Linked DNA regions of Homo sapiens: region 1 is linked to region 2. A link is an interaction called in ENCODE POLR2A ChIA-PET data of the cell type or tissue named here. Cell type or tissue: MCF 10A. All regions are shown on one strand. Each heading gives the region's core, and the rest is flanking DNA. Links, peaks and the distances in the headings are about the cores only. Region 1 has its middle 110 kb from the start of LINC00548. Region 2 has its middle 52 kb from the start of LINC00548.

Evidence for each region. Peaks named below come from ENCODE experiments on the same cell type or tissue, not always from the same donor. Only the 100,000 strongest peaks of a DNase experiment are listed, where the experiment ranks them.
Region 1: POLR2A ChIA-PET joins it to region 2 with 12 read pairs; 3 of 35 experiments call an interaction of 5 or more read pairs at or near these places.

The regions. Positions count from the first base shown.
Region 1 is chr13:40,326,480-40,336,026 of GRCh38, forward strand. No RefSeq gene overlaps it. Among named protein-coding and RNA genes, the nearest start is that of LINC00548, 110 kb to the left of the region's middle. In MCF 10A, for the core only: no CTCF peak of the experiment used is centred there; DNase peaks (open chromatin) are centred at 4,652 and 6,962.
Region 2 is chr13:40,264,552-40,280,538 of GRCh38, forward strand. No RefSeq gene overlaps it. Among named protein-coding and RNA genes, the nearest start is that of LINC00548, 52 kb to the left of the region's middle. In MCF 10A, for the core only: no CTCF peak of the experiment used is centred there; DNase peaks (open chromatin) are centred at 7,560, 8,050 and 8,350.

The sequences.
Region 1 (9,547 bases), core at 4,548-9,547, 61 kb after region 2:
AAGTCTCCTTCTCTGAATACGACAGTTATCAAACCCATCACACCCCAGCAAGCAAAGGAAAGGATGCTTTGTTTTTTTTTTGTAAAGTGGCCTGGGTCCTCACACACGTGTCCTTTTTTTTTTTTTTTTTTGAGATGGAGTTTCACTCTTGTTGCCCAGGCTGGAATGCAATGGCGCGATCTCAGCTCACTGCAACCTCTGCCTCCCAGGTTCAAGTGATTCTCCTGCCTCAGCCTCCCGAGTAGCTGGGATTACAGGCATGCACCACCGCACACAGCTAATTTTGTATTTTTAGTAGAGACGGGGTTTCTCCATGTTGGTCAGGCTCAAACTTCTGACCTCAGGTGATCTGCCCACCTCAGCCTCCCAAGGTGCTGGGATTATATGTGTGAGCCCCCATGCCCAGCCACACATGTCCTCTTTAGAGCAGTGGTTGATCCATGGAGATGGCACTCTCCTTTGCTGCCTCATGGCACCACCATCAATTTCTCATAGAAAGATAAAACACTGGGGGCAGTGGCAATACTGTAGAATTTGAAGTCAGATGGCAGATATTCAAGTCCTGCTCAGCTGCTTATTCCATGTACAATGTTGAACAAAATTTCCTCAATTTTTGTTGGTTTTCTAGGGCTACCATTACAAAATACCACAGATGAGATGACTTAAACAACAGAAATTTATTTTCTCACAATCCTGGAGGCTGGATGTCCAAGATTCAGGTTCAGCAGGTTGGGTTTTTTCAGAGACCTTCCTCTTTGATTTGGAGGTGGCCACCTTCTCACTGTGTTTTCACACAGTCATCCTTTTCTCTATGTGTGTCTCTGTCCCGTGAAACTAGGGCCCACCCTAATAACCGTATGTTAACTTAATTACCTCCTCCAAGGTTCGATTTCCAAACACAGTCACATCCTGAGCCACAGGGGATGAGAGTTTCAATATATGAATTTTGGGAACACACAAGTCAGCCCATAACAATTCTCAAAGCCACATTTTCGCCAGACAAAAGGACAAGGCAACAACAGTTGTCTTGAAAGTTTATGTATGGTCAGGCACAATGGCTCACACCAGTAATGCCAGTACTTTGGGAAGCTAAGGCGGGTAGATTGCTTGAGCCCAGGAGTTTGAGACCAGCCTGGGCATCATGATGCCCAGGAAACTCCATCTCTCCAAAAAGTACAAACACTTAGCCAGGTGTGGTGGCATGTGCCTACAGTCCCAGCTACCCAGGAGGCTGAGGTAGGAGGATTGCTTGAGCCTGGGAAGTGGAGGTTGCCATGAGCTAAGATCTCACCAGTGCACTCCAGCCTGGGTGACAGAGCCACAACGACAACAAAAAAGTTTATGTATAAGAATATAGTGAGATTTTAGTTGACTTTATTGAAGTAAACATACAGAAAATATACTCAATGAGTTTTCATAAAGCGAACATGTTCAGTTGAATCTCCAACCAAATCAAGAAGGAAACCCCCTGTTGCCCCATTCCCCAGGGGGTAACCCCTACCCTAATTCCTAAGAGGATGGATTAATGGTGTCTGCCTTTGTTTATATTCTTTGTGTATCCCTTTTCTCACTCAGTGACGTTTGGGAGAGTCATCCATATTGTTACATGTCACTGTAGTTAGTTAATTCTCATTGCTACATTGTATTCCATTGCATGAATATGCCACAGTTAACTTATTCATTCTATTGTTAATGGGTATTTATGTTGCCTCCAGTTAGGGCCAAAATTATTGCCACTGTGAAAACTCTTGCACCTGTCTTTTGTTGAACATATGTACACATTTTTATGGGTACACACCTGAGAGGAGAATTGCTGAGTCATAGGGTTTGCACACATTCCACATTAGTAGATAATGTCAAACATTTTCTAACATAGTTGTATGAATTTATATCCCCACTGGAGGAGTATGAGAGTTCTAGTTACTTCACAAAAGGGCATGGTTATTTTTCATACAGAAAACATGGAAACAAGCTGCTAAACAGTAGGAAATGGTTAAAAAAAATCATGGTGTTTCCATGCAATGTACTAGAAAATAAGAATATTATTCTCAAAGCATATTTAAGAATATGGGGAAATGGGCCAGGTACAGTGGCTCACGCCTGTAATCCCAGCGCTTTGGGAGGCTGAGGTGGGCAGATCACTTCAGGCCAGGAGTTCAAGACCAGCCTGGCCAACATAGCGAGACCCTAACTCTACTAAAAATACAAAAATTTAGCTGGGCATGGTGGTGCCTGCCTATAGTCTCAGCTACTCAGGAGGCTAATGCACAAGAATCTCTTGAACTCAGGAGGGAGAGGTTGCAGTGAGCCAAGATTGGGCCACTGTACTCCAGCCTGGTGACAGAGGAAGACTGTCTCAAAAAAAAAAAAAAGAAAAGAAAAGAAAAAGAAAAAAGAATATGGGGAAATGATTAAAATGTATTAAATGAAAAAAAACAAGTTACAAAACACTGGTACAGCTTGTGCCAATGTTGTTTTTAAAAAATTAAGTGCATATATTGTATCTTCATTAAAAGAAACCAAATGTTAATACTGGTTTTCTCTGAGAGATTGGATTATAGATTTTTTTTTTCTCTTCATAGATTTCAGTATTTGTTCCTTAAAATATTCTAAAATGACCATTTACTGCACTTACAATTAATTAGGTAAAGGGCAATAAGTGTTAAATGATCCTGTCTTATTTCTCAGGTTACCCATGAGACTCAATAAGAAAATGCCCATGGAAGCCCTTTGGGAAAAAACCAAATGCTATTTGAATGTCAATTACTATTGCTATCATACCCAGTTCTACTGGACTGCTTTCCATCACTAGTTGAATAGAAAGTTTGAGATGCAGAGGAGCCAAGCTAACCTGGCCACAGGGGTGGACAGGTGAGCGAAGAGGGTCCAGGCTCCACCTCAGTGCTTCTCAACCCCAGCTGCACTTCAGAACCATCCGGACAGCTTTAAAAATATAGATCAACTGGATGGGAATTTCTAGCTATGGGACCCAAGCATCAGCATTTCCCAAAAACTCCCCAGTGAATTCCCACATACAACCAGGTTGAGAACTCCTATTCTGGTTGAAAGCAAGACTGTGCACTTTTAGGCACTATGTTGTCATTTGTTGAGAGTGAGGGGCAGGGATGAGGGTCTGGGATGGGTCAAGCCCTGAAAGAAAGCCTCAAGGGTCTGGATGTCCTCATGCAATCAGGCCAGTGCTGGGTGTTATAGCTTGACATTTGACATTTTCCACTGGGCAGGGTTGGGAAAATTAAAGTCTAAGGACACTCAGAAACTGCATCTGGTTCCCTTGGAGGAAACTTTCCTAGTCTATGTGGTATAGATAATAATGACAATGTACATTTCTAGAGCAGATTACAGCTATCAGTTCAGTTTCCTGGGCATTACTGAAACCACCCCATAAGCTTTATAAGATTAATCAGGGCAGAAGGGTGGGGGAGAAACAAAAATAAACCAAGTTTGCAGCACCCTTAACATGAATCATTAAGTCAACTTACTCTCTGACCTGCTTCCTAAAACTATGGTTGTTTGGTGCCTGTTGTCCTAGAATCATACAAGACCCTGTTACAAGATTACAGTTCCCCTTAACTCTTCTAAAGATAGCAACTTGAACATCATGAAAGTTTTCCCTTTGAGACATTCTTTCAGGTCTTATGCACTGATGAAACTACTACGTCAGTGGGTCTGAAGAACCCCACAGACTCCACTGGTCCAAGCAACCCCAAGAGAAGCTAACTCACAGAAGAACAAAGTTTCCACATCCTGATGATTTCATCCCCCTTGACCCGAGCAATCAACAAACCCAATTTTCCAGCCCCTGCCCTCCATGAATCTTTAAAAACCCTAGCCCAGAACTCCTTGAGGAGATGGATTTGAGGTTCACCTCCTGTGTCCTCGCTCAGCAATCTATGATCATTTCATTAAACTCTTTCTCTGCTGCATCTCTGCTGTCTCAGTGTGATAAGTCTGTTACTGTGCAGTGGGCATACGGACCTCTTGGTCCTATAACATTACTTCTCCGGGGCCTTGTAATCCTTTTCTCTCTCTTTTTTTTTTAAACATTGGTGGATATTTGCACCAACATTAGAAGCTTTAGTGAGGTATAATTGATGTACAATAAACTGTACATATTTAGGTATATAATTTGATACATCTTTATACATGTATACTCCTGTGAAACCATCACCCATTCTCAGTGAAATTATTCACAACCCCACAAACTCTCCTCCTGCTTCTTCATAATCATGCCATGTTTTCCCTACCCCCATCTCTGTGCAACCACCCATCTGCTTTCTGTTACTGTTGTATATAAAGTTTCAGTGCCGCAAAAGAAATAGCACTCGAATATAAAATTTTCTTTTAATTCTCAACAAGGCAAGGTACTTCTACAGAAGGATGCGCCCTACAGATGCAGCAATGGTGAGCACACACCTGGACAAGGGAGGGAAAGGGGTTCTTATCCCTGACGCACGTGGCTCCTGCTGCGGTGTCGTTCCCTTACTGGCTAGGGTTAGACCGCACAGGCTAAACTAATTCCGATTGGCTAATTTAAAGAGAATGATGGGGTGAGTGCTTTGGAGGGAAAAAAAATGGTTATGCAGGATGGAGAATGAGTCAGGGCAGAGCAGGTAGCAGGTAATCTGAATGAGTCAGGGCGGAGCAGGTGATCGGAATGAGTCAGGGTGGAGTAGGAAATCGAAAAGGGTTGCTTTACGAGGAAGTTACTTTTAAAAGTAAAAGGCAAAGAATTGAACACACTGACATATTAATTCTATGAAAAGAAATTTAGAACTCATATCTAACAGTTACTAATGATTAGTTTGCATTTTCCAGAATTTTATATAAATGGAAATATATAGTATTTGTGTCCTTTGATGCACCATAATTATTTTGAGATTTATCTATGTCGTTGCTTAATCGTATTCCATTGTATGGAGATGACACAATTTATTTATCCGTTTTCCTATGGATGGACATTTGAGTTATTTCCAGTTTGGGGCTTTTACAAATAGAGCAGCTATAAATATTTGTGTCCAAGTCTCTGTAGGGATATATGCTTTCAATTCTTTAGACACCTAGAAGTGAAGTGGCTGTCATATGGTAAGTATATGTTTAACTTTTGAAGAAACTACCAAATTGTTTACCAAAGTAGTTGTACCATTTTACATTTTTCACAAGGAGGGCATGAGGTTCCAGTTCCTCTAAACCTTTATCTACAACCAGTATGGTAAGTCTTTTTCATTGTATCTATTCTTATAGGTGTGTAGTAATATCTCATTGTGGTTATTTCCTTAACGGCTAATGATAAACTTCGACCTTGATCTCACATTCTGATATTGTGATTTTTATTAAGAAATAAGTATATTTTGGTCTTCCTCCCCAGTTCCTGCCACAAAGATTCTAAAACCCTTGTAATTTCCTGAGCAATAGGGGTGCTAGGTGCAGCTTTTTTTCTCATTTTGATCTTTGACCTTGGTTCCTGACACAGAGATCTTAATCTTTTGGAATTTCCTGGGTGGTAGGAGTGTCTTTTGTTCTAATGAGGCAACTCTTGGTGGGTTCCTGGATGGGGGCTGGTCACCAGAAAGACCAAGCCACAATTAGAAGCTTGAAACTTCCAGCCCCACCTCTCCTCTTCCAGGAAGGGGAGACTGAGTTAATAATAGGTCATGCCTATGTGATGAAGCCTCCATTAAAAGCCCTGAACTATGGGGTTCAGAGAGCTTCCAGGTTGGTGAACAAGAACACATCTACGTGCCAGAATAGTAGTGCACCTCAACAACATGGACAGAAGCTCCTGTACCCTGGACCCTTCCCAACCCTTTGCATATCCTCATCTGGATGTTCATCTACATCCTTTAAAACATCCTTTGTAATAAAACAGCAATAGTAAGTAAAGCGGTCCCCTGAGTTCTATGAGTCATTCTAGCAAATGACTGAACCTGAGGAAGGGGGTCATGGGCACCCCAGTTTATAGCCAGTGGTCAGAAGTACCAGAGGCCTTGGGGTCGGTCGGGGTGGCTCACACCTGTAATCCCAGCACTTTGGGAGGTTGAGGTGGGCGGATCACTGGAGGCCAGGAGTTCAGGACCAGCCGGGCCAACATGGTGAAACCCCGTCTCTACTAAAAATACAAAAATTATCTGGGCATGGTGGTGCACACTTGTAGTCCCAGCTATTAAGGGAGGCTGAGGCACGAGAATCACTTGAACCCAGGAGGTGGAGGTTGCAGTGAGCTGAGATCGCGCCACTGCACTTCCTCCTGGGCAACAGAGTAAATGAGATGCCGTCTCACAAAAATAAATAAAATAAAAAAATAAAATAAAGGAACTACCAGAGGCCTGGACCTGCAGTTGCCATGGGAAGGTGGGTAGAGAGGTGTCAGGGTTTGGGGACTCAACACTTAATCTGCGGGATCTGACTCTAACTCCAGGTAGTGTCAGAATTGTAGGACACCCAGTTGGTGTCCACCAGAGAAGTAAATTAATGTGTGGGGAAAATCCCCACATATCTGTTGACAGACGTCTTCTCTGTTGAGTATTGATAATATAACAGGAGAAATCAGTTTGTTTTCTCCTACCGCACACATATGATATCCAACTATTAACTCGAAAATAAATTATAGACCTAAATGTAAAGAAAAATAAAGCTTTTAAAAGAAAATACACTTGCAAAACACATTTGCAACCTTGGGTGGGCAAAGATTTCTTAGGATGGGACACAAAAGAAACAATAATTTATAAACATTTATACATTTATACATTATACGTTATACATCTGTGAGGAAACACAGACTGAAAGTGACCAAGTGACTTAAGATGATACAACTAGCAAGTAGAAAGTCTATGCTTGAGTCTGACTCTAGCCCAGTGTTTTTCTGTGGCATGCCTGATAAGCAGACAGCCAGCAGTGTCCCGTGAGGAGAGCTGGGGGTGAGTGGCTGGGCATGTCGGGGCATCACCCAGAGACAGCCACATGTAAAAAGGGATGAGGTAAGAGGTAGGGATGGGAAAGTCTAAGCAAACCAGGGTCAGGAACACACTGAAACCAAGGAGCACACAGACACTGACAGGCTGGGACACAGCTGAGGCTGGAAGCAGGTAAGTGGCATGGGGACCAGAGGTCAGTGCAAGTCACCGGGCAACATCCAGACAAGAGATCCCAAGTGCAGACTCGGAGACTGGCTCACCCACAGAAGCAGAGAAAAGAATGATGGCTACCAGGGGCTGGCTGCAAGGAGGGCTGGAGCAAAGTCAACCAAAGAATACAAAATTTCAGACAGGAGGAGTAAGTTCAAGAGACCTATGGTACAGCATGTGACTATAGTTACTAACAATATATTGAATTCTTGAAAATTGCCAAGAGAATAGATTTTAAGTGTTCTCACCACAAAGAAGTATGAGAGGTAATGCAAATGTTAATTAAATCAATTTAGCCATTCCACAATGTATACATATTGTAAAACATGTTGTACATGATAAATATATATCATTTTACCTGTCAATTTATAAAAGAAGACATGTTTAATAAATGCACTTGTGAAAACTGTCTCCAAAAAAAAGGAATTAAAAAAAAAAAAGACAGTAAGGACAAAAGCCAATTTTTGGTCAAAGAGAGGAACCATAGCCCTATGCTGGAGAGAAGACAAGTAGATCAACACAACCAGAAAAAAATCAGAGCCAGGCACAAGCCCTTACAGCGAAGGTGGCAGAGACAAGAAGGAAGCTGCCTTGCTCCACCATCGAGCCCACCCCAGCAGAGGTGGGGCAGGGATGGGAGGGTGTGGGGCGGGTCTCAGCAGCCCACCCCAGGGAGGTGATCATCAGTTTCTCTTGGAGACTGAGACATAAAAAGTCACTGGTGGGAGTTGAGGGTCAAAATGTGATTTATTTGGCATCTTTACTTTCAGTTCCCAACTTCTGTTTTAATTGTACCTTGATTATGTAGCCTTGAAATGAATACCTGAATTTTTTTTAATCCTACTTATCTTAATGCTTTCAATCACATCATCGATCTCACTAATCAGCAGCCTCAACCTGGTGCTTGATTGTGTTGTTTTACAGATCCAGGGGTAATTCTGAAGCCAACAGAAAGGTCCAAATCACCTCTAAACCTGACAAGAAATCACTCTGTGCCATTCTCCTATAAGAAGATTGGCATTGCCCATCAAGGAAAAGATGCAGAGGGTGAAGGACATGGTGGAGGAGATTTCTAAAATGCAATGACCCGGCCCAGCTGGGCGCAGTGGCACATGCCTATAATCCCAGCACTTTAAGAGGCAGAGGCAGGTGCACCACTTAAGCCCAAGAGTTCGAGACTAACCTGGGCAACATGGCAAAACCCAATCTCTATAAAAAATACAAAAATTAGCCACACATGGTGGTGCACACCTGTAACCCCAGCTGCTAGGGAGGCTGAGGTAGGAGGATTGATTGGACCCCGGAGGTCAAGGCTGCAGTGAGCTGCGGTTGCACCACTGCACTCCAGCCTGGGTGATAGAGCGAGACTCTGTCTCAAAAATACAATAAGGCCAGGCGCAGTGGCTCATGCCTATAATCCTAGCACTTTGGGAGGCCGAGGTGGGCGGATTGCCTGAGCTCAGGAGTTCGAGACCAGCTTGGGCAACATGGTGAAATCCTGTTTCTACTAAAATACAAAAAAGTAGCCATGTGTGGCGGTGTGTGCCTGTAGTCCCAGCTACTTGGGAGGCTGAGGAAGGAGAATTGCTTGAACCCAGGAGGTGGGTGTTGCAGTGAGCCAAGATGGCGCCACTGCACTCCAGCCTGGGTGACAGAGCGAGACTCCATCTCCAAAATAAAATAAAGTAAAAAGTCTCAAATTGAACATTCCAGGTACTTTAACCTCCAACTTCCTTTACATACAGTTAATGGGTCATTCCATTTGAATTACAGATTCTATGGTTTACTCAAGTACAGATAACCTTTGATTCCACATGTATTATTTCTTTCAATGACTTACTATGTTTTCCATTGATTAAAAAAAAAAACTCATCATTTTTTATGGTTGCACAGTATTTCATGGAGTATATGTGCCATATTTTCTTAATCCAGTCTATCATTGTTGGACATTTGGGTTGGTTCCAAGTCTTTGCTATTGTGAGTAGTGCCACAATAAACATACGTGTGCATGCGTCTAAAAAAAATGATGAGTTCATGTCCTTTTTAGGGACATGGATGAAGCTAGAAACCATCATTCCCAGCAAACTATCGCAAGGACAAAAAAACCAAACACCGCATGTTCTCACTCATAGGTGGGAATTGAACAATGAGAACACTGGACACAGGAAGAGGAACATCACACACCGGGGACTGTTGTGGGGTGGGAGGAAGGGGGAGGGATAGCATTAGGAGATATACCTAATGTAAATGACGAGTTAATGGGTGCAGCACACCAACACGGCACATGTATACCTATGTAACAAACCTGCACGTTGTGCACATGTACCCTAGAACTTAAAGTATAATAAAATATATATATAAACTTACTCTAATTGGGTAACACTTGACCTTAAAAGTAAGGCACG
Region 2 (15,987 bases), core at 5,757-10,756:
TCCCTGTGCAGTACATCCACAGTGTGATTAAAGTCATTTGGGAAGAAAAGAGATTAGAGATAAGAACCCCAATCAGAGTTTTTTGCATTAATTCAAGTGTAATATGATGACATGATTATTTGAGTAGAAGTAGGGGAAAGAGACAGATCTGAGAGACTTAGTAAGCCAAAACTTGGTGACTGGTCTATATGACATGTAATGGACTGGAAAGAGTCTCAAGGATGATTCCAGAATTTCCTGATGGGAAGCCTGGTAGCATGGTGGTACCATCAACAGAAAGGGGAGCCAATTAAGAAGAAAATATCTATACTCCCCTTTTTGGCCCCTCCTTTTTATTGTGGTACAAGATATATAACATAAACTTTACCATCTTAGCCATTTTTAAGTGTGCAGTTCAGTAGCGTTAAGTATATTCACATTGTTGTGAAACTGATCCCCAGAACTTTTTCATCTTGCAAATCTGAAACTCTATTAACAACAACCCTCCCTTTCTCCCTCACCTCAGCATTTATGCTCCTTTTAAATAGACTCAATATTGCAGAATTTCAAGTAATCAGAAATGATGAGTTTGGACCTCGAATCTTATATTTATGAGATTTGCAGGCTGAAGCACATCACATGCTACATTCATTCATTCATTCAACAAATGTTAATTGAGTACCTGCTAGTAGATGATAATTGGGGTATGCTCTGGAGATAATAAGATGAATAGCATATGACTCCTGCTTTTAAGGCAGACAATAATAAATTTGGTAAAGAAGTTCCCACTAGTAGTGGAGACAGAATTGAAAAAAATAATCCCAGCTAGGTGGTATAAAGACTAAATCAGAAATGGGTTCAAGGCACAGTGGTCAAACAACCAATGATCATCAAACAATCCTAACTTAACTGGTGTCAGATGATGTTGTAATTATAAATGGTAAGAATGCAGGAGAAGAGAGTAAATTTCTTAATATTGGAAGTATGGAAACAAGAGATCTCCTAAGCAAGGAGAATATTACTAGGGTCAGAATGAATAATAGGTAAAAATATTTAAAACTGACATAAAAAAGACAAGTAACATTTGAGAAAACGCAACCCATATCTCAAAGATCATAAAATTGTTTACCTTTGTATATTCATTTAACATTTAATTCTTTCCCAATTTAAAGTTAGTGACTTTCCTCCTAATGCTACAAATTGTTAATTACAGGGAGCAAATTCACTTTAGAATAATTAGCTTTAGACAATTTGGGTGAAGTACACTTTTTTCCATAGAATAGGGATATTTAGACAGCATTTCATCACCGTACAACCCGTTACAGCTCATCTAGTTCCCTAGAAAGCATGTAGAAGGTGTTTTGGAAATTTGTTTGTGTAGGTATTTTTCTATGTTTCATTGATGCAAGGGGCTCTACTACCCTTTAATGTGGGAGGGCCGGAAATGCTAGCCATCCTGCAATGTGCAGGGTAGCCCCACACCACAGAGAATTGTGCTACCTCCAGCATGACTTTCTAACATGCTACACATTCGTGTAGGTGAAAAACCTCTTTGTGATTAACTTAGCCTACAGCCTAACTTCATTCTATATATAAATGCACTTTTTTGCACTATTTTAGTAAATACTGAATTTTCTAGGAATGCAAGTACACTGAAAATCCAAAGACAATTGTGATGTCTTGCTTGAAACTTTACCAATAGTTGTCTACCATTTTGGACATTCATTTAGAAAACTGCGTTACCAGCAGCATTGCCTCTCGTGGTATATGAGAATAACCAATACGAAAACGTCTTTAACAGTCTGCACTTTCAGCTGTTTGTTCCAAGTTATTCCATTTTAATTTACAAATATTTTTATGTCACCCTTATTCCAAATGACAAATTTAAAGAAAAAGTATAAACATAGCTTAGTCTTACTGCTCTGAAAACCAAAGTTATTCATTATAAGCATGTGCAAGTATCTGACCACTTTATTATGAGAAGTGGAGGTAACAGTGAGCTGAGATCACGCCACAGCACTCCAGCCTGGGTGACAGAGCAAGATCCTGTCTCAAAAAGAAAAAAAAGACCAACCAATCCAGGATCCCCCATGTCCTATCTGTGACCATGGATCAATTATTTAACCTCCTGTGCCTCATTGTTTACGGAATGAGTGACGAGTATTGAAGGTGACTCTTAAAGAGCCCGGCTCATAGAAGGAGCTCAGTAAAACAATCTTTACCAATTTCTCAATATTGAAAGTACGGAAACAAGAGATCTCCTAAGCAAGGAGAATATTACTAGGGTCAGAATGAATAATAGGTAAAAATATTTAAAATTGACATAAAAAACACAAGTAACATTTGAGAAAACACAGTACCTTTGTATAGGCACGCCTTTACCTATGGAATACAGGCAATTTTATTATAAATTACTTTCCATTTATTTCTTACTGATTTACAGATTTATATTATATTGATTTTGAAATTTTATGTTTGTTAAATTAGTTATGAATTTCATTTCACATGAAAAACTTGAGGCCTGGAGAGGTGATAGGTCTTACCCAAGTTAGCTAGCTATTTAGTGGAAAAATCAGAGAGAAGATTGTTTTACTGAGCTCGTCCCATGAGCCGGGCTCTTTAGGAGACACCTTCAATACTCGTCACTCATTCTGTAAACATGTACTGCATGTTCACCAGCGCCTGGCTTGTGCTAGGGCCTGATCTTGCCGAGCTGCACAGTTCTTGCCCTCAAGTGAAGGCAGACCAGAAAAAAATCAACTCTCATAAATGCATAAGTACATGAAGTGGTGGTGTTACAGAGAGGAGGAATCCAACTAAGCCTGTAGGGTTCAAGATCCTCTTCCAAGAGGAACTGACACTCAAGCTTCAATGGCAGGTAGGAATAAATGAGGTGAACAGGGAGTAGAAAATATTTCAAGCCGAGAGAACAGATAATCTTGGAGGAAAGTCCAGGAGACCATGGCACTCCTACAGAACACGAAGTACTTCAGTTGGTGTCAGCTGAGGGTAAGAACACAGAAGTGGTGGCAAATGGAGCTGGACAGAAGGGAAGCACACAGCTCATGGAGAGCCTGTTCTCCCTGGTCAAAGAAATTAAATGTTCCCTTGAAGTTCACAAAGGAAATGGTGAGGATTTTTAATAGATGTGTGACACCAGGTAATTCACTCTGGTGGCAGTATAAATTTTTAAATGGAACATTTTGCAATAACCCAGACAAGAAGTGAACTGGATTAAGGGAGTGGCCTTGGGTGGGGAGGATGAAATAGACAGCAATGATATAGGGGAAGCAGAATTCACAGAATTTGGTGACTGATGGAATTTTCCAGGTTGAGGGAGAGGGGAGACTTGAGAGTGACTTGCTACTGGCTTGGACAATGTGAATAATAAAACCCTTCACTACCGTGAACATGGAGGAGGAAGTGGGTAGTTTGGAGGGTGAGGGAGAGAAAGAGTGAGTGTGGACTGGGATATGCTGGGTACATGCATGGATGGGCATCCCGGTGGAGACACAGATCTGAACTCAGGAGGCATTTCTGGACTAGAGGGATTAGGGATGCTTATCTAAGAAGTATCAGCATAGACCGTCCCTCATTTAATCCCCACAACTGCCTTATGAAGCAGTTGTTATAGCCTTATTTGATAGACAAGAAAGCCAAAGCTTGCCCAGTCACAGTGTTGGAGAGCTAGGATTTTCTCCTTGGTCTGTCTGAGTCCAAAGCCTACACTGACCCCATGGGCCCTCCACATCAGGAGTTTTATGATTTGCAGTGAAGCATCTTCCATTATCGCAACCTGTTCTCCATAATGGTTGCATGGAGAAATACATCTTTCCAGAAATCACTATAAATGACTTCCAGGTTTCCCAAGAAATCTGGGAATACCTGATTGTCAGAAACAGAGCAGTACCTTGATATATGTGATAGCAAGACAATGGGAAGCCTCTGTTACTGCATTCTTGGAGTTCACATTACTAAGTTACAGCTCTAGACAAAAAGTGGGCAAAGGAGGGTCCCCCAGCTCTCCTTAAGGACCCCAGCATCCAGGAAAATGCCCTCGTTGTTTTACACAAAGAACAACCACCACCCTCAGCTAATGGGTAAAATCCACTTCAGATAATAAACTGCTGCATTTATTTGATATCTTATTAGATTTGCTTCAAAGACACTAAATCAAAGAGTGGCATTACTGTTCATCTCCTGAATTTCACATCAGGGAAAGAAGGGGGGGTGGGTAGGTGGATAACTGTACAGAGGACTTACTTGAAAGTCACAGATGGGCTTAATGAGAACAAAGAAATAAGCAGCCAGCAGGCCCCTGCCCTCCTGTGTCTGCACACGGCTCTCCCCGGCCAGGTGCTGACTCTTTCTGCAGCCCTAACACCAAGGAGGTTCAAGACTGATGGCAACACAAGGTCCAAATATCTATCACGTGCCAAAGTGAAGGAGTTTACATGTGATTAAAAACACTTTCACATTACCACAAGACAGCAATATGAACTGTGACCTAAAGCCTCAGCATACTCTGCCCCCATCATACCCCAGCCCACTCATGCCCTATGTTCTTAAAGAGCTCATGCAAAAATTCCCCACCTGGCTCCACTCATTCCAGGCTTAAACCATCCATAAGCTTCCTGGAAGCCTCAAGACTTGAAACACACCCTTGACCCTCAGCAGACTCATGACACTGGCCAGAGCTGCAGGGAGAAGCCCTCACTGAGAGCTCTGTGCTGACTCCCAGATGGCCAGTCCTTCCAGGACTGACCAGATGGTTCAGACAGCAAGGTCTCTCTGTCTGGACATACTAGTCATTTGATGAAAGTCAAAATATGTGATGGCTGCAGTCATTACCCAAGGCTTCTGTCATCATCGCATTCCCAGATTCTTTGGATTTGGCTGGGCAAACAGACTGGACAAGGCTCGGCTGCTGCTTTTGCTATTCACAGACACCACTTAAACTGAGTGATCCCCTTTCAAAACCTGCTCCCATGATCCAAATTCTTCTGGAAGATGAGATTTCTGGTTAAGCAAAAGTCAGCTGTGCACGGATGGTTTGAAAATTCTTCCCTCCCCTCATCTTCATGTACACCCATCATTGCCACGTCATTGCCCCTCCCAGACCCTTCCTTATAGCAGTCATTATCTATCCCACCAGGCCACCCTCCTGGGCTGGAAGATAGAAGCATGACCCATGACATGACTGAAGGTGCAGGGTCTTCAGTCTGGGCAGTTTAAACCATGATTTAACAGGATGTAGACAAAGAACCCTGCAGCTGGGGACTCAAGTTTCTTGCTCCAACTAAACCCAGAATCTGCCCTTTCCTAGTAAAGTAAACTGTAACCTGAATTTCTCAACTACAAAATTAGGACAATACTAGTCACTCTCTCTGTCCTGCTAACCTCTCATGCATAATGTGAGGATAAAATGAAAGTAGAGATGTGACTATGGTTTAACAAAGCGACTATGGTTTAACAAAGCCAAAAATATAATATACAGTATTATTACCAAGAGCAGATCACGTCCTCTGCACCATGTATCCCACCTAAGCAGGATTAATGTTTTTAACACTCAGTTTTTCCCACTCAAATATCAGATCCTTGGTTCTTATTTATTTATTTTTTTTAGAGATGGGGTCTTTCTCTGTCACCCAGGCTGGAGTGCAGTAACTCACTCATAGCTCACTGCAGTCTCAACTTCCTGGGCTCAAGTGACCCTCCTACCTTAGCCTCTAGAGTAGCTGGAACTACAGGCACGAGGCACCACACCAGGCTAGAACCTTGATTCTAACAGTCAGTAGTATCTGGAGGAAGTCTTTAACTGAACCCCATATGAAATTGACAATAAGACTTTTTGAGAAGACTGGACTGGTATTCTGTAATGAGAATTGTCTATTATTTCACTAGATATTCTAGACAATTGAACCTGGTCCTAAATTTTCTCCCCCTAAGAAACTAGTGATAACCTTCAACCAGTGTAGCTAAGATACAGCTGTTTCTTGGATCAGTTTCTTATTTCTTTACATCCTGAGCAGTCTATGTGCCAGGACATTTTCTTCTATTAATAAAGCCATCTTAGTTTGTGTCTCTGCAATTGCCCAAAGCAAGTCCCCAAGAACCAAATTAATATCCTGTGATAGCAAGCTCCATTTCCCTTGACTGTGCTCGGCACAACATGAGTTGCAGCTTGACGCAGGAATCGACATGGGGCCCTCAGCTCTGTGCTCCTCCATCATCACTTTCTTCACCTCAAAATGAGTCCCCATGATATGCCATACTCTGCATAGGACAAAGTAGTGCACAAAAGCAAATGAGGTTTTTCCCTTAGAGGAGCTTATACTCCACAGCTGAGTTTGCTAAGGAGGCTGGGTTCTCTTTTTGAGAGCTGGTCCATGGGGTTTGTTATAAACACCATCAGCAGAAAGAGCCACTTCCTGTTGGTATCTGGGTCTAACACAGATCCCTAATTGCCCAGAAATTTGGGTGCCATAACAATGGTGACATCTCCCCAGAAGTGGGCACAGGGGAGCAACTTAGGGTATTCCCATTTCATCACTTCCCAGGATTCCACTTCCAGAGATTTCTTAAACCTGACTCCATGGTAAGTCTCTTAATTACATCAATACTCCCTTTGAGCACCTCCTATGTGCCAGGCCATGTGCTAAGAACTTTGCAATTAATCCTCTTAACAACTGTTATATTTTTTTTCAACAAATGAGGGAAAAATGGCTCAGGAATATTAAGTAACAAATCCAAGCTCACTAGAGGCAAGTGCTAGTAGAGTCAAGACTCTAACCTAACCTGACTCCAGAGACTCCCCCCAGATTGAAGAAGGTGAATACAACACAGCCAGGAGGCTCCAACATGTTTACAGCAATGAGATTTTTCCTTTTTGATCCATCTGTGGCTGAGAACAGAATTGACTCCCTTCCAGAAAAATCTAGTCTGGTCTCTGTGACTTGGAAAAATAGTCAAGTGCTAAGTGAGCCATTCAGGACCCAAGAGGGTAAAATTAACAAGCATGACAGCAGCATTCATTTTTCAGTGTCAGCAATGTTCCAGGTGTAAGGAAGGACCCTAATTATTATCAGGCCACACACACGGTTTTCCTTCCTGCCTTGTGGCTCAGAGTGGTCGGCAAGAGCTACAGGCATCTTCCTGCCACATGAGTGGAGCTAGCGGAGGCCAAACGTCACTCAGAGACACCCAGGCCCCACCCCAGAGACTGACAGGAGCAACTACCACACTCAGTCCTCTCTCGGTTCCAGGAGCCACCATGTCCAAGCCAGTCCAAGCCAGAGAAAGGGGCCAGGCATGCCTCACGCCACCTCCCGAGATAGGCTTTGTTATTTGAATTTAAGGCCACCCCGAACTGCATGGCAGTTTTCTTAGTGGCCTTCCACAGAGCCACCTGTCTCAAGGCAGCACTCTCAGGGTTCTTGCTTCCTACAACCGAAGCTGGAAGGAGGAACCTCAGATTCCTTTATGGGTAGGAAAGAGATTGCAGAGAAAAACAGCCTCTTTGTGAAAGGCTGATTTGAAAAGGCATGCACAGATGAGTTAGAATCTGGGACTGTGTCCAGGTGGAAGTCTTGCCTGGAATTCCTAATGCATTCTTTCTGTTATTAAAATAATATAAGCAACCGGGGTGGCTTGTTGCTTCTCTGCATGTAGTCAATTTGGCTCATGCTGTGTGACCATTTAAAATCTGACCTCAAGTGGTGCCAATTTAAAAATCTTTTCATTCTGGGTATGTTTCCATTCCACACAACAAGCCCATGGCTATTCCCTAAACTATTTTCTCCAAGCAAAGAGTAACTCAGTAGAACCAAGCTTCTTGCCAGACGTGATGCAATCAGCCAAGCCACCCAATGTCTTGTGTCCCTGGCTCCACCCCACTTTTCTCCCCACGGCCAGCTGTCTGCTTCCAACAGGTCCACTTTTCTGGTCTGTCCTGTCTTTCCCTAGAGCACAGTCCTCCCTTTATTGTCAGGGAAGGTGTTTTCAGGTGGCTGGGTAGACATGGCATTTTCTCCTTCTCACACAGGGAGAGAAGCTCTGCCCTGCCTCCCCCACCGAGCTGTGAGTCATCAACACACAAGATGACAGAGTCTTTTGCAAAGATAAATGATGGAGGTGGAAGATCAAGATGTACCTAGATTTGCCTTCTAAGAGCTAGTTTGCAACTTCCTTTGACCTCTATATTCTCCCAAAGAAACATGAGGTAAAACACAGAAAAAGCATCATGTTTTTCCTGAGGCATTCAGCCTTCCAAGATGTAGCTAAGAAGAAAGATTATATATGTATATAAATCTATAAAACCCTTATCTTGGTAGCTCTGATTCACCCACTTGTGTTGCCAAAATAACCTATTCAGGCTTTTAGGCATCTGGAGAAGTGAGAGTCACCCCTGGAACTCCTAAAGACCAAAGAGATGAGCTCATGCAAAATCTGCCACCTCAGTAACCTGCAAAGAAGCATGAAGAAGCTGAACAGGCGGGGCTTGGTGGCTCACACCTGTAATCCCAACACTTTCAGTGGCCAACGCAGAAGGATCTCTTGAGGCCAGGAGCTCGAGACCAGCCTGGGCAACGTAGTGAGACCCTCTGTCTACAAAAAATTTAAAAATTATCTAGGTATGGTGGTGTGTGCCTATAATCTCAGCTCCTTGGGAGGTTGAAGCGGGAGGACCGCTTGAGCCCAAGAGTTTGAGGCTGCAGTGAGCTACAATCACACCTCTGCACTCCAGCCTAGGCAACAGAATGAGAACCTGTTTCTTTTAAAAGAAGAAGAAGAAGCAGAAGCTGAGGAGCCCAGCACCTCCGCCTTCCTGCCATCACTGCCAGTTCCTTTGCCAGGGCTTTCCTCTGGCCCTCTAAGGACATCCTATTTTATCTGAGGCTCAGAGCAGATGAAAACGCAATTGTAGCACTTACAGCATCCACATAGGAACAGCCAGTTGTCATGATCTCTGAGAGGAAGGAAATAAGATGGTGTTTTATTTTTAAGTAGCCCAAGAGATTTCAATGATGGCATTAAAATTTTAATCACAAACTCCTTAAGTTAGGGGGAAAAAAATTAAAAAGCCCACAAAGGACTCATTGTATAAGAGAGTTTCACCATTTGGAGTTCTTTTATAAATTTGTGTCAGATCACAATTTGCTGTCTGAGAAATGTAAATTAGTTATTAATGAGCCAAAATTCTAACATCAAAGGCTGTGCAGCCACATGCCAGGGAGAAACAAAGAGCTCTCCCAGCACCGTCAACTGCTCCCCACCCTGGCCTGAATGCGGCATTCATCCTGAGGCGCTTTACTGCCTTATTAAGGAGATCACTTTTCTCAAATGTGATGGCACAGGGCACCTGGATCATTAGCGTCACCTCCACCTGAGCACTACGTGACTGTCAGAATCCCAGGCAGTAGGCAGTGTGTGTGCACCAAAAGGCAGCTTTCCACAAAGCTGCGCCGAGGCCCCCTTTCTGCCTCACTCGCGCAGCTGACCGTTTTCAAAGCACATTTAATGTTTGCAGCATAGCCCGACCCGAGGGCCATGGGGAACGCGGGTCTGTTTTTGAAGTATTCACATACAGTCTTCATATCCGCAGCCCTTTTTATTTCTATTCCAATCAACAGCCTAGATATAAAATGCACACACAGAATGAAAAAGAAGGACAGTTGTTTTTGAGCCTGTGGAAATGGCAGTAAGAGTCATCTCACGGAAGTCCTGCAGGCATTTGGAAATATTCATTTATTCATTCTTTCAGCAGATATTGTCATGCTCCTGTTGGGTGCTGACAGTGGAAATATAATGATTAGCAGAATAGACAGACCCTCCCCTCATTGGGCTCCCTGCCTAGTGAGGACAGACTGAAGTAACTGCTCTGATAACTCTACAGACAGTGCTGAGGGAAACCCCAGAGGCATGGGAACCCACAGCAAGGGGTCCCTGGCCTCGCTAGGGGACTGGGAATGGCTTCAATGAGGAGACATTCAGGCTGAGAGCAGAAGGAAGAGAGAGAGTTCACTAGGCAGAGAAGCCTAACAGGGGAGAGGTCAAGGCTGACAGCATCCAATAAAGAGGTGAGAGTTGGAAGCAGAAAAATGAATGCCCTCCATGGCTCCCTGGCCTAGATTCCTTCTCTCTTCAGAGCGAGGCCCCTGACCTCCACTGCCAGGCTTGGCCGGGTTAGAATCTCTGGTTGTCCTTAACCAGAAGCTTGGAGCACCCTGGGTTCCCAAGTTCAAATGACTCAGCCTCAGGTCACACTCGCTGGTGTCCCTTTTCCCTCTATGAGATTCTCATTCCTATGATCCCAGATCCAGTAAGAAGGACCCACTGTACCATGGTCCCAATGGCCAGCCCTCCTGCCACAGCCAGCAGACTACCTGTCTGTTTCCTCCTGTTGTCTGCACTTAGTTTCCCTGTTGCCACGTTTCACCTGTCCTCTGGACGATCCCCACCCTTGTGAAACCTTCCTGATAGGCCATCTGCCTCAGGTGACTCCTACAAACCAGGACCATCACTTCCCAGCACAGGGTCCACCTACCTGGCTGCTGTCCTCCCACCACAGTGGGAAGGTCACTCCCAGGGTGACCCCCCAAACCCTCTGTCCCTACAGGATGAGTCAAGCTCTCTGCAGGGCAGATTTAAGGGTGGGGAAAGTGAAAGGGAGCTGAAGAGGAGAACAAAGCAGGCAAAATCAGTGTAGGAAGAAAGCAGAAAGTATCAGAGCCTCCGAGAGCAAGGCCCAGCTTGGTAGTTTCGCTGTGCGGGCTGAGATCTCTGGCCTGTGATCTGGGCTGTGCCTGCCTAGGCCTTGTCTCTCTCACTCTCCCATCCCCACCCTGACTTCTCACCCAGGACTCTATGTTTACCCATGTTGAATGTCTTTCAGTTCCTTCAACAGAGTATCATTTCTCTCACCTCTGGATCTTCGAAAATATTCTTTTCTGGGCCTGGAATTTATACATCCTCCACCTTACCTGTCTAATCCATCTTTCAGCCCTCAGCCTGGACAGCAGTCTCCTGCCCCCCAGCACATCCACCCTAAATTACCCTCTGAGATGGTGCCTTTCCTAGGCATCTCATATCTCCCTGAACTTCCTGTGCCAGGGATCTCATTCCACTCATTTCAGCTGTAGGGTTATTTGTCTCCTCTGCTAGAATCCAAGTTTATAAGATCTAGGACTGCTTTTTTGTTCACTTTCTGTCAATTTCATCTCGTTCCTGGTTACTGGGTGCTCAAACACACAGTAAAAACCCAGTAAATATTTGTTCCATGAGTCAGTTGATGAATATCCACACTAACATCTCCGTTTTTATCACCATCCAAGGAAGAAGCAGAATTCTCTTCCCTAGACCATGGCCCTGAATGAGGAGCATACACTACTGTCACCTGGGCACCCTCCTCTCTGAAAGTAGCTTGGGAACATGGCAAATGTGTAGGGGTGCATGGGCGCCTCCACTACAACAAGCAGAACCCAGGGTCTCCCTGGTAAAAGGGCAGACGGCAACCACTTAGCATTATTAGAGTTGACTTCTTCCAGCCTCACCCACAGGGCCTCCTTAGGCTATGTCCTTCCCTGAGCAATCTCAGTTCCAAGGCCTTACAGAAAATAAAGTTCCTTCCACTTCTATTCCTGGATGAGATTGCTGACATCCCCCCGGGCAGCCTCCCTGCACCACTGGGCTGAAACTTTCTCCCTGTTTTCAGAGGTACCTACCGTTCCTGGCACACTCAGCCACAAGAGGCTCCCAGAGCAGCCGTTCCTCCTCCCGCTCTTCATTCAAATACATTTTATACATTTTCTAAAGAAACTTCCTGTCATTTTCATCTCATTTATAACCTTCCCAAAGTGTGATTCACAGAACAGGCAACAGAAGGAGCCCGGTGAAGGAGGACTCCCATGGTCACATGAATTTGGGAAATAGAGCATGGGTTGTTCCCGTCTTGGACAGTCACAGAGCATAAAACTGCAAAATGTCCTAAAGGAAAGAATTCTGCCAAGAACTTGTGGCCCAAAAGGCACAGTTGGGTCAATCTTGAACATGTCCCTCTGCACCACATTCATACACAGCAATGACAGACAAAATATAAGAAAATAACAAAGGCATAGCCCAGCGCGTACACACACACACACACACACATACACACACAAAACCCTCAGTAAACCAGAAATGAAGTGGAAATACAAAGGACAGACCTGCTGGTCCCCTGTTCAGGATGCAGGCAATGGACTCAGAGAATTCCTCTCCTGTGGGACAGAGAGGACTCAAACCATTTTGTAAGAAAGGACAGACTCAGTTCTCTGCTCACCAAACATGTGTTAACATCCTGCAGACAAGTGTTTTGCAGAACACACGTTTGAATGTGCTGCCTTTGAGACTTTCTCCTCCATGCTTGCCAGCCCATGCTGGCCTCAAGGTTCTCGGATATCAGTAATTTGTTCCTATCCTCTACACCTTTTTTTTTTTTGTCTCACTAAATATCGGCCTTCCCAAAGCTTATAGGGAAAACGTGATTACAAGATTCAAAATGAGAGGTATTCTGTCTCTTTCACTCTCTCTCTTTCTGTCTATCTCTCCTCCATCATCAATGTCTTCTTAGGTACCCTCTGCCTCGCCTTCCACTTACCTCACCCCTGACATCCTTCACGCTTACTGATCTCCGTGACTGTTGCTCTAATAACCCCCAATGACCACACCCAGCAACATGCTTTCAGACCCCATTCTCTGTGATTCTCCAGTTTCCAATGCTGCCAAACGCCCTCCTGATGAACCTAGAGAATCCTTGGCTTCTCCAGTACTTTCCATTTCCTCTACCTGTCGAAATGCCTCAATTCTTTATTTTTCTTCTCCTGTCTCTGAGATGTTGGTGTTTCCAAAGTCTCTGCCCTGAGCCCTCTGCTCTTTCTCTCTTGTTTGCACAGCCATTCCCCTGCATTATTCTCCATATGCACACATCACTCAACACTACCTCATTGGCCTTCACCTTGCTCCTCGACATTTCCAAATACCCAGAAGTTTCGAGAAACTTGTGTTTCAAATACTGATCTGAAAATGGTGAGTTGGCTTTGATTTTGTTTCTGTTATTGTTTGTTGCGCTGTTTCTGGTGTGTTACAGTGGTCGGAGCACAGACACTGATTATAAAACACAGCTTTCCACTCTGTTTTCACTCATTTACTTGGTTGTATGTCCAAGCTCATGACTTCTTTTAAACGTATCAAAGCAGCCTGTCACAACCATGTGTCCTATTGAATTATTGACTTCTTCTAGTAGAGTAAATCAGTTTAAACATGTTAAAATTCCCATATACCAAGTATATCTGTACCCGAATGCAGCCACATTACTGAATAATATTAAATGTTTTGTTTTGCTGCTTCAGAAACAATTTTCAAATGCATTCCCTATATTTTCACATTTTCAGCTCATTTTAAACTTAATTACTATGGTTAGCTGAAATTTTTCAAGTCTATTTTTATCTGCTTCTCAATTTTCTCCTATCGCATTGGTAAAATTTGTTTAATCCTTTAAAGATTTTTGGTAAATATTTATATATTTGTGCATAAATGTCTAAAACCCTATTCGTTTGTATAAAGTCATAAGGATATATAAAATATATATATATTATATATATATATGACTTAGCCAAATATTTTAACTGTGCAAATCAAATTTGTTTTGCAATGCAAAGGGAGAAAAACACATCTTCCCTATTTGTCCTCTTACAATCAGCTGTCTACTTCTTCTCCAGAAAAGCAGCATGAAATTATTTCTTTCTGCTCCTCTCTTTTCAGTTGCTGCTGTCTTACCATCATTTTCCTAATAGCGAAGCTCCAACACCAGTGTTCTCTTACACCTCTCCTGCTTATTCACTGGCTCACCATAAAGCCCCAAACCCCTCAAAATCAACTGTGAAGCTCTTTCCACTTTGCCATCACGAAGTCTCTCTTCACATGGAAATAAGTGTTCCTCAAAATACTCCTCCAACCCAGAGACAGGGACCTGAGTCAGTATTAGGATTCCTGTAAGACCCCACATATACCCATCATACCTGAGCCCTCTGAAGAAGTACCTCGTTGTAAGAGACAGCATAAGAGATCCAGATAAGAGAAGAGAATAATATAAGATAAGAGAGTAATATGTTATGCGATGAGAACACATGGACACATGAGGTGGGAAACAACACACGCTGGAGCCTGTCGGGGAGTGGGGGGAGGGAGAGCATCAAGAAGAGTAGCTAGTGGAGGCTGGGCTTAATACCTAGGTGATGGGTTGATCTGTGCAGCAAATCACCATGGCACACGTTTACCTATGTAACAAACCTGCACATCCTGCACATGTATCCCAGAACTTAAAATAAAAGTTAATGAAAATAATAATAATAATAATAATAATAATATGTTCTGCATCTAGGCAAGAGGATCAGGGCACCTTCAATAAAGGAAAGTTCTGGATTTAAGCCTTGTAAAGAAAGCTTTATACCAGGTGCAGTGGTTCATGCCTATAATCCCAGCCATTTGGGAGGCCAAGGCGAGAGGATCGCTTGAGGCCAGGAGTTCAAGACCAGCCTGGCCAACATGGTGAAACCCCATCTCTACTAAAAATACAAAAATTAGCTGGGCATGGTGGTGCATGCCTGTAATCCCAGCTACTTGGGGAGGTGAGGCATGAGAATTGCTTGAAACCAGGAGGAAGAGGTTGCAGTGAGCCAAGATGGCACCACTGCACTCCAGCCTGGGTGACAAAGCTAGACTCTGCCTCAAAAAAAAAAAAAAAAAAAAAAAAAGAAAGCTTTAACCCACTCAATCATAGTGTGATGTGACTGGCATCAAATCAGTCAAACTTGGATAGTTGATTGAGAAAGGAATCCATCAGGATCACTCCATCCATATTCATCTGCTGTCATCCAAGGAATCCCATCATTATGTCACTGATTACCAGCAAAGCTTGTTCTTTGCTAGACATAGTTTTTTAGAATAGAAGCGATTCAGACGAGATGAAATATTCCATGGGAAAATTTGGTCCCCTTTGTCTACTGCTGCCTCGACTCCAGACTTTTGTAAGGTTTGATGATGAAAAATGTGATCTCTGGAATCAGATAGACCTGGGTTCATTTCTAGCCTGCCTCTGATATTTACCAGTAGGAACTACTGGGAAAAATCCTTAACATCATCACTACTGCTCCTAGTATTACTATTAGTAATAATTATTATACCAGTAGCAGCTAAAATGTGTTGAGTTTTTATTATGCACTCTAAAAATCTTCCCATCTGTGAAGCTGGACTAATAAAATCAACTTGAGAGTGTTGTGAGATAAGATGAGCCGTATGTGTAAATTGCCCTGCACATAGCATACAGCCAGGTGATAGTAGCTATCATTATTTTTTGATGTCCTTATCTGCAGGAGAGAATGTATTGTGTGCAGATGCACAGTCTCATCCCTTGAACAGCGAATTAATAAAGTGATCTTCTGGCTTGTTAATCAGCCTCTCAAGTGCCTGATAAGCTTTGCAAATACAATAATACTAGGTTCCAGTTTTGTATCATTAAGGACTAGAGCTTGGACTCTAAGAGACCAGAGAAGTAAGGTAGTCTTGTGGTTGAGGTCACAGATTCTTGAGTCAGAATGCCTGAGTTCATATCTCAGGTCTGCCACTTAGAGACAGTACAATCTCCCTAAGCCTAAATTTCCTCATCTGTAGAATGGGATTAATGATAGTACCTATCTCATAGGAATCTTGTGAGGATTCAATGAGATAATGTAATCTTCACAACATTTCTATGGGTAGGTATCATGAATATCAATCACCATTTGACAGAAGAGTAAACTGACATTTAGAGAAGGGAGATTATTTGCTTTACATCAGATGACTAGAAACTGATGGAGGCAAAATTTGTATCCAGATCTATCCAGCTTCAAAGCCTGAGTCCTTAACCACATTCCACCACCCAAGTGGCCCTCCAACCTGTAGTACTGGGCATTTAGCTGAGTAAATCCAAGTCCT